2 separate regions of the Homo sapiens genome follow, and region 2 is linked to region 1. Evidence: read pairs that join two places in POLR2A ChIA-PET (ENCODE). Cell type or tissue: PC-9. All regions are shown on one strand. Each heading gives the region's core, and the rest is flanking DNA. Links, peaks and the distances in the headings are about the cores only.

The links. ChIA-PET counts read pairs that join two places held together with the same protein. Peaks named below come from ENCODE experiments on the same cell type or tissue, not always from the same donor. Only the 100,000 strongest peaks of a DNase experiment are listed, where the experiment ranks them.
Region 2: POLR2A ChIA-PET joins it to region 1 with 6 read pairs; 3 of 35 experiments call an interaction of 5 or more read pairs at or near these places.

Annotation. Positions count from the first base shown.
Region 1 is chr12:67,068,558-67,072,951 of GRCh38, reverse strand. It overlaps a transcript of GRIP1 not described here. Among named protein-coding and RNA genes, the nearest start is that of CAND1, 200 kb to the left of the region's middle. RefSeq lists a silencer at 3,204-3,263. In PC-9, for the core only: no CTCF peak of the experiment used is centred there; DNase peaks (open chromatin) are centred at 2,561, 3,791 and 4,031; H3K4me3 peaks cover 1,986 bases; H3K27ac peaks cover 361 bases.
Region 2 is chr12:66,959,210-66,963,603 of GRCh38, reverse strand. It overlaps a transcript of GRIP1 not described here. Among named protein-coding and RNA genes, the nearest start is that of GRIP1, 280 kb to the right of the region's middle. In PC-9, for the core only: no CTCF peak of the experiment used is centred there; DNase peaks (open chromatin) are centred at 2,113, 3,403 and 4,123; H3K4me3 peaks cover 1,321 bases; H3K27ac peaks cover 1,683 bases.

The sequences.
Region 1 (4,394 bases), core at 255-4,254:
GAAAAAGAATATATCTTATGTCCTACTGGCTGGTAGATATCTTCCTCATAAAGCTCCAAATAGTGCTATGATTTCCTTGGAATAGATTTTTATAAATGGTGCTTTGAACATAAGATGATTTTAGACAATAAAACCAAGTATTTCAGACTTAAGTTTTTTTTTCTTATACTTTAAGTTCTGGGGTACATGTGCAGAATGTGTAGTTTTGTCACATAGGTATACACTTGGCATGGTGTTTTGCTGCACCCATCAACCTGTCACCTACATTAGGTATTTCTCCTAATGTTATCCCTCCCCTAGCCCCCCACCCCCGACAGGCCCCGGTGTGTGGTGTTCCCCTCCTTATGTCCATGTGTTCTCATTGTTCAACTCCCACTTACGAGTGAGAACATGTGGTGCTTGGTTTTCTGTTCTTGTGATAGTTTGCTGAGAATGATGGTTTCCAGCTTCATCCATCTCCCTGCAAAGGACATGAACTCATCCTTTTTTATGGCTGCATAGTATTCTATGGTGTATATGTGCCACATTTTCTTTATCCAGTCTATTATTGACGGACATTTGGGTTGGTTCCAAGTCTTCTCTATTGTGAATAGTGTCACAATAAACATATGTGTGCATGTGTCTTTACAGTAGAATGAGTTATAAACCTTTGGGTATGTACCCAGTAATGGGATTGCTAGGTCAGATGGTATTTCTAGTTCAGTGATTTCATTCTTTTTTTCTGGTCTGATATTATAGAGTGATCTCAACAGTATCATGAAAAGGATTCATTAAAGGGCTATTTCCCTGTGGTGATGTGCTATGTGTGGCTCAAGTGAGGTTAAATACCATCATCATCAACTAACATTGATTGAATGCTTACTGTCTCTGGCTCTGGGGATGCAGAGAGTTAAGCCATGGTTCCTCTTGAGAGAACTTAGGGCCTCGTTGATAACTTTGGTGTACGTACAATGATGACACAAGACATTGGATATTGGTGAACAAGTGTTTAGACAATAAGTATTTTGTGATGGGAAGGATACGAATCTATCCTTAAGAGGTTCTTTAACCAATCTCACTTGTATAATACATAAAATAATATCTGACCCTTACACACAGAAGAAGGCATTAACTTGATCTTCCCTACTAAACTATACTTTTCTTTTTTCTTTCTTTCTTTTTCTTTTTCTTTTTTTCAGACAGGATCCAGCTTTGTTGCCCAGGCTGGAATGCAGTAGCACAATCACAGCTCACTGGGCCCAAGTGATCCTCCCACCTCAGCCTCTCGAGTAGCTGGGATCACAGATGTGCATCACCATGCCTGGCTAATTAATTTTTTTTCTTTTTCTTTTACTTTTGATAGAGATAGGATCTCGCCATGTTGCTCAGGCTGATCTCAAACTCTCGGGCTCCAGTGATTCTCCCACCTCGGCCTCCCAAAGTGTTGGGATTACAGGCATGAGCATAATTTTCTTTTTGTATCCTTAGCTTTTAGCCCAGAGTCTACCACATTGTAGGAATTTTGCCTATGTGGCTTAAAATACTATTAACAGGTGTAAGCTGGAACTTCCTCTGCACTATAATCCATCACTCACCTTGGCAGGACAAGTGTACTGCTGATTGCACTATAACTGTATGAGTATGATTCAGTCCACACAAGGCATTTATTGCGTGGCTTTTCCAGAACGATACTTGTTAGACCCACTACGGACATATAAATGTTATATAAGCTGCTGTAAAATGTTGTGGTCATTTCTTTGTTGTCAAAACCTAGGTCTTTGCTTGTATACATACATCAAATGTCTTGGTTATGGCCTGATTGTCCTTGTCCCTTTGGGAAATCAATGGCAAATGCCTTTCTCTATATAAAATTGGCAGGACTAGACCTTGAAACAAGGTTAGGAGCAGACTAAAGTACCCAAGGAGTCTTGTTCATTTTAGGATGAAGGGTGGGCCATTTAAAGGTGACAGGTGTGACGTTCATATTGATTTTCTGGATTTTACTTCTCAAAGAGTCTGGAAAGAAGATTTGAACAGCTCAGACAGGATTTCTACTGCTAACCCCCTGGGATGGTTTGACTCTGCCCTTCATTTAGCCCTTCAGTTCCTCTATCCTTGAAGCTTCTGGACCTGAGCCTCTCCAGTGCTTAGGAGAGATAGCCATTTGCTTTGGCAGCTGGGCAGTTCTGTAATGACAGACAGCCACCCAGGCCAGGGACAGCAGCAGAGGCAAACGTCCTCACCCGATAAGACCGCTTATGCAGTGGCAGAGGAAAAGAAGATTCTATCTTTCAGCCTTTTCTAATTAATATATTTCTCTGGCAGTATTACTATGTTTCCAAGAGGAGAGGGAGAGAAGGCCAGTGTGAGCCAATGTCCTCAATTCGGGAGAGCAAACTGCAGTTCCTTCAGAGGCCAAAATAAACTGCAGGACACCGAGTCATTCATAGCAGTGCAGTGGTTGGGCCCCAACAACCACAAACCAGTAGTTACAGCCTCAGGGGCCCTAAATTCTTCGGTCCACATCAGATACTCCGGAGGGACAGACAGGTATTTTCTAGCCAGCCCCCAGCCTTGAGGCAGAGGCAGATGTCATACTCCACAGGACAGTCACCGAATGTCACCTGGAACACTGTCAGGAGCCCCTCCTAGCATTACCGTTTTGAAACCACAAGCAAGAGTCCCATGTCTGGGCAGAATCTTCCAGGCTGTATCACAAAGCTGTCTCCCTCCCACCTGACTCATTTTTCCACCGATTTTCTATGAGCCTATGACAAGGGGAAGAAACTAATCATAAAACCTGATCATAAAGCCCTTCCTATGCTTGAAGACAGCGATTACATATTCACTCAGCCAAGGTCTCCCTGCATCATTTAAAACAAAAGAGAGTCTCCATTCACGCCCTCCCCACCCTGCCAGGAAACGTATTCCTGGGACCAGCGCTGACCATCCCAAAAGTTGCTATTTCCCTCAGTTGAGGGCGAAGTTAGCAAATCCGTAGCTGCAAGTCTCAACTTGGGGGAGGGGGCGACAGCCAGGGCGTAGGGAGAGCGGCGCGGAGGAGGGACTAGAGGGAAGGACACTGCCCCTTACTCCACCGAGGTCGTCGCCTAAGCCGGAGGAGCCGCCAGTTTGGGCTCGGGGAGGGAGGCGGAGAGGGAGTGGCGGCCGCGGTGGAGCGGCGTGGGCTCCGCACCAGCAGCTCGGTGCCAGGCTCGGTACCTGGCAGGCCGGGCGCGCCTCGCAGGCCGCCCGGGGCGCGGAGGGTGTGAGCGCGCGCGCCCCCTCCGTGCCCGCTCAGCCTCGCGCGCGTCTCGGGGGAGGCTCCGCCGAGAGGCGCCCGGGGAGCCCGCAGCCTCAGTCCTGCCGCCGGCGGAGCTTTGTGCGGCGGCGGCTCCGAGTCCCACCTGCTGGCGGCGGAGAGACAAGGAAGAGGAAGAAGGAGGAGGAGGAGGGGAAAGAGGCGGCGGCGCCAGCCCACTCCTCTCGCCGGCGCCCACTCCCGGGGGCTCCGCAGCCCCCCGCTCTCGGCCTGCACCAGCTCCCCGCCCCCGGCCCGGCCCGGCCTCCCGGCCACACCGCGGCAGCCGCCGCTGCAGCCCCCAGCCTTGCCCGGCGGGGCCCGGCCCGGCCCGGCCCGGCCGCCGCCGCCGCCGCCGCCGCCCGGAGCCGCCGGCGAGTTTGAGGGGAGCGCGGGGCGCGCGGCGCCGCTTCAATGTGCCCGGGAGCCGCCTCGGCGCCCCAGCCCCGCTGAACAGCCCCGGCGCGGCTGCCCTAGAGGACGAGCGAGGAGGCGCGGAGAGCCCCGGAGAAAGAGAGCCAGCGAGAAAGAGCGAGCCCGACAGCGAGCGCAGGGAGCGACACCATGCCCGGCTGGAAGAAGAATATCCCTATCTGCTTGCAGGCAGAGGAGCAGGAGAGAGGTGAGCCAGGCGGCGGGGCCGGGGAGGGAGGGCAGGGGTCCGGGCCGGGGCCGCCCGGTGCCTCCCTCTCCCCGGCTCCCTCCCGACCCGTCCACCCGCCGACGGGGGAGGGGCGCCGCGCCCTCAGGGCCCGCGGGCGAATCCAGGTGGCGTCTTGCGAACTCTGATTCATTTTTTTTGCGGGGGGGGGGGGGGGCGGGATGAGAGGGCAGCGGGAGAGGGGTGGTGCTGCAGCAGGGAACTTTTCGCTTGGGGAAAGATTTTTTCTGGCGAGGATGTAGGGGAAACTCCAGCTTCTGCAGGGCCCGCTCGCACGTGGAGCTCCGAGCGGCCGTCTGTGGGGTGGGTGCTGGGGGGTGATGGTGGGCATGGAGGGGGGTTCCTGCAGTGCTTTAAGTGACTTTTCAAACTTTCCTCCACCTCCCGCGGCCACCCTCGCGTTGTCCCCGCCTCTGGCTGGGCTGCGACGGCATTGCCAACCCAAAGTTGCTG
Region 2 (4,394 bases), core at 132-4,131, 110 kb after region 1:
TGAATTCCTTATTGTTATGTTTGTCATTACATTACAGAACTTTAAAACAAATATGTAGTTCAGATTCTAGCTCTGAAGCTGTAGTCTTGGTAACTTAACCTCCTTATTCCTTCTTTTTCTTCATCTCTAAGATGGGTCCAATTATAATCCCTACCTTTATTATAGATATGTTGTGAGGGCTAGATGAAATACATGTAAAGCCTTTAGTATTAGAATGTGCATTCAATAATTGTTCACTCATTTTTAATTATTAAGTTTAAACTTTCATTATTTTTATTTATTTATTTTTTTGAGACAGCGTCTCACTCTTGCTCAGGCTGGAGTACAGTGGTGCAATCATGGCTCACTGCAGCCTTGACTTGCTGGGCTCAGGTGATCCTCCCATCTCAGCCTCCCAAGTAGCTGGGACTACAGGTGCATGCCACCACACCTGGCTAATGTTTTTTTTTGTTTGTTTGTGGAGGTGGGGTCCCACCATGTTGCTCACGCTGATCTCAAACTCTGGGCTCAAGCAGCTCGCCCACCTTGGCCTCCCAAAGTGCTAGGATTACATGTGTGAGCCACTGTGCCTGGCCTAAACATTCATTATTAAGTTTGATTATAAACTTAGTAAGTTTCCAGTTATGAACATTTGTGCTTGCAGCTTTCTAGATCAACCATGGATCTCTAGATGTGGATTGTTAAGTGTGACAGAGAACTTTTTAATGCTATGTTTTTGAATATGTATGTGTATAATTATTAAAATACACATTGAACTTTAATTAATATTAAGTTATTAATATACCTATGTATTGCTGATTACAAACTTAAGGCAACACTTAAAAACTTCAGAGTAAAATTAAGTGGGCTATTGACTAAGTCTTATTTGTTGTTTAATCAGGATCTTACTCTTTTCTTTTTTGTTTTGAGACGGATCTTTATTTAGGACCTCGAATATTTAAAAGTCCTGGACCCCTGCACATTTACTGGCTCATTAAAGTGTATGTTTGCAGTTTTTTATCTGTCGTCTTCTTTAATTGACGCCTTAATGCCGTGGCTTCATAGGGGGTGCCCAGTTCTTACTGCTTCCTGCCTGTTTTTGTTGCAGAGAGGCCACTTTCGCTTTTTAGTATTATTTAGTCTAAGTCGCACTGTTTAGCAATAAGACAGGCACGTTGCAAAGGCCTCATGCTTCAGTCAGGGCCTGTAAAAGACTCCCCACTTACTATCTTCTAATCAGAAAAGGCCTCTCCACTTGACCCATTTTTCCTGTCTCGATTCCTTTCCCCTTTGAAGTTCAATGTGGAAGTTTCTTTGCATAAAATTGTTTACGATAATATATTAATCCTGTTAGTAGGTTTCCATCCATTTCAAAAACTTCCGTCTCCTGAAGATTTCCTCTTATTATTAAAGGAAATAGGCTGGTTTCTTTCTAAACTTTAAAACTGTTAGCTTGGGCTATGCTTGCATCACCACTACCACAGCCATGGTAAAAATAGAAAGATTTTAATATCCCAAAGAGAGGAAGAAATATAGAACTATAAATATATATATGCTATTTGAGTAAGGCTGAATTCAAGGGTAGGCTCTCAGGCAAAACTGGCCTATTTATGGATCACCTTTCTGATTCAAAACATCGTTCTCTACACTACTAGGCTACTTTTTAAAAAGTTTTTATGGCAACTCTGCATAGAAATCCACCCTTTTGAAATACATTAGAGTAAGCAAACAACGTTTTTTAGCAATATATTTGTTCGTTTGATCAATATTCAGCTGTTAATCAATGATTATTTTCTGGCTGCCAGGCACTAATGGCGGTAGTGGTAGCATTCAGAAATGCACAGAGTAAACCTGCACTTGCCCTCATGGAGCTTAGAATTTAGTGGGGACACAGACACTAAACAAATGCCTATGTAAGTATTCAATAAATATTTGATGAACAAATGAGCTTTAAAAAAATTGGGGCCAAGGGTATTCCCAAGAGAAAGAGAAAGGCAGCTGATTAAAACAAAAAAAAAATCCTTCTGAACTTCCCAAACTCATGGCCTTCTATAACTTGGTCTGTAACATCAACAGATACAGGTTAAACCGGTTTTTGTAGTTTTTCCTTAAACTTAACTACTTCTTCCTTAAACTTAACTACTTCTTATAACATTGTTTCTGGAGCAAGCTGCTTATAAAATCCAAATAGCAAACTCTAAATGGTCATTTGGAAACATATTTGTAGGTGGGGCTTGCTTTTTTCTATGTAAAGTGATTCATCCTTTTTTTTCCTACCCAAATTCCCCGCCTCCTACTTCCCTAGCACTGTTTGTTGCTCATTTTTTTCTTTGAAAACTCTGTTTTCTTGGTGTTCCTGACACCCGTCTCCCCTGGTGTTCCTCCCTGTTTTGTTTGCTCCTCCTCCGTCTCTGCTCTTCAGGAACATGAGCAACAAACAGTGCCAAGTGCTGGTATTGCAAAAGGGAGTATTGTATATGCTGGTTCAGAGTTTAGTTTGTATGGAAAATATTTTTTATAAATTCTCCTAAAATATTCATAAACCTGTTATTTTTCAACAGGCCACAAAATAGGTATATCTTATGGACACACAGATGGAATTTTGCAGCACTTCTCATTAAACTCCAACCTTGATCACTTTTCTAGATTTCTCTATTTCTCAGGCCCTTTCCTTACAGGGGAGGGAGCTGACTACTGATTAAGAGGGAGTCAGAGTAGCCAGGGAAGGAGGAGGGAGGAAGACTTCAGGTGAAGTTCCTAAAAGCTCGCGTTTCATTTGCAGTCTCTACTAGGGCTTCTCAGCCTTGGCACTACTGACATTTTGGTCTGGGTAATCTTGGCTGTGGGGGCTGGTCTGAGTATATAGGATGTTTAGCAGCTTCCCTGGCCTTTCTTCACTAGATGCCCCCAATTGTGTCAACTAAAAATGTCTGAAGACATTGTCAGATATCCCCTGAGGGGCAAAATAATTCCCCAAGTTGTAGCCGAGGACCCTTGCTTTATACTCCTTCCCTAAGCAATCCCATCCACAATCTTTGAATTAATTATGACCTATATGTTAACACGCTCATGAACCCAGTTCAGACCTAATTTCTGAGCACCAGTGGTATGTCTTCTTGGATATTTCAAAGAGATTGCAAAGCTAAAAAAAAGTCCAAATGCTGATCTTACCACACTGCTGCTCTCGATGTTTCCTATGTCTTAATAAGGCACCTCCATCTACCTGTCTCCTTCACTCCATGTGTCTAGTCAATTGCTAAGTGCTGTTGGTTTTGCATTCCAACCCTACCCCAGATCTCTTCCCTTCTCTCCGTATGTACAGCTCTCACCTCTTCAGGTCAAACCATCATCATCTAATGCCTGGACAACTGGTGAGCCCCACCCTAAACTTCAGGAACTTTTGCTTCTGTACAGTTCATTCCCCACATGACTCAGAGGGTCTTGTCAAACAGTAAATGTCAACAAGCCACTTGCATGTGCTTCCATCTGTTTTCAGGTTAAGGACCCAAATCCTTAACAAGACTAGATAATCTATGTGATGTGGCTACTTACCTTCCTTCTGTTTCCTAAACATACCATATATTTCTTCCTACATCCATGTCTCTGCACATGACTAGAATATTCCCAGTTACCTCCTCCCAATCACCCTCCGAGCTATTTTCTACACTTAAGGATATATATATATTTTTTTCTCTCCTCATTTGAAATTTTACATTATAATGCTACTATAATGAAGATGGTGACATCGGTTTCATATTTTTGTGTATGCATGCTTATATTAAGCTAATTAAACATGACAACATGAATATCTATGTACATACTTTTCTAAAAATGATCATGTATTTGTAAAAATATTAAACTAGCCTAAAATATTTAAAAAAATTAAAAATTAAACTAGCCTAAGAAATAAGAAAGTGGAAAGAGATACATATATATTTGAAGCTGCTTTTTAAAATGATATTTTCTATTTATCAATTTTTGGTGCCTGTTTTCTGGGTTTTGTTGTTGTTTTTCTTTACAATGTATCAAGATATTTGAAAAAATACTCTGGCAAGAAAATGTACTGTATCATAAAGATTCAAATGGAGATAATTTGTGGCTACCGAGCCAGAAATGTGTATGAGTCATAAATTAAACCTGACAAACATGTCATAAAATATAAGTTTTAATAGATGCATAATCTGTGCTTTCATGACTGTGTCAGAATCAATAATACATCACCCGCTTTTTTTTTAGATTGGCTCACATAATGCAAAACTGTGAAAGTAAACACATTTTTTAGTTCATGTGCAAAATTGCAAAATGTAAATGTGGCTTAAGCAAAAAACCAAACAAAACTATAAATTAGTTTAAATTATAGAATATGGAATATGAAAGTTATTGTTTAAAAAGGAAATAGTCCATTAAAAAATTAG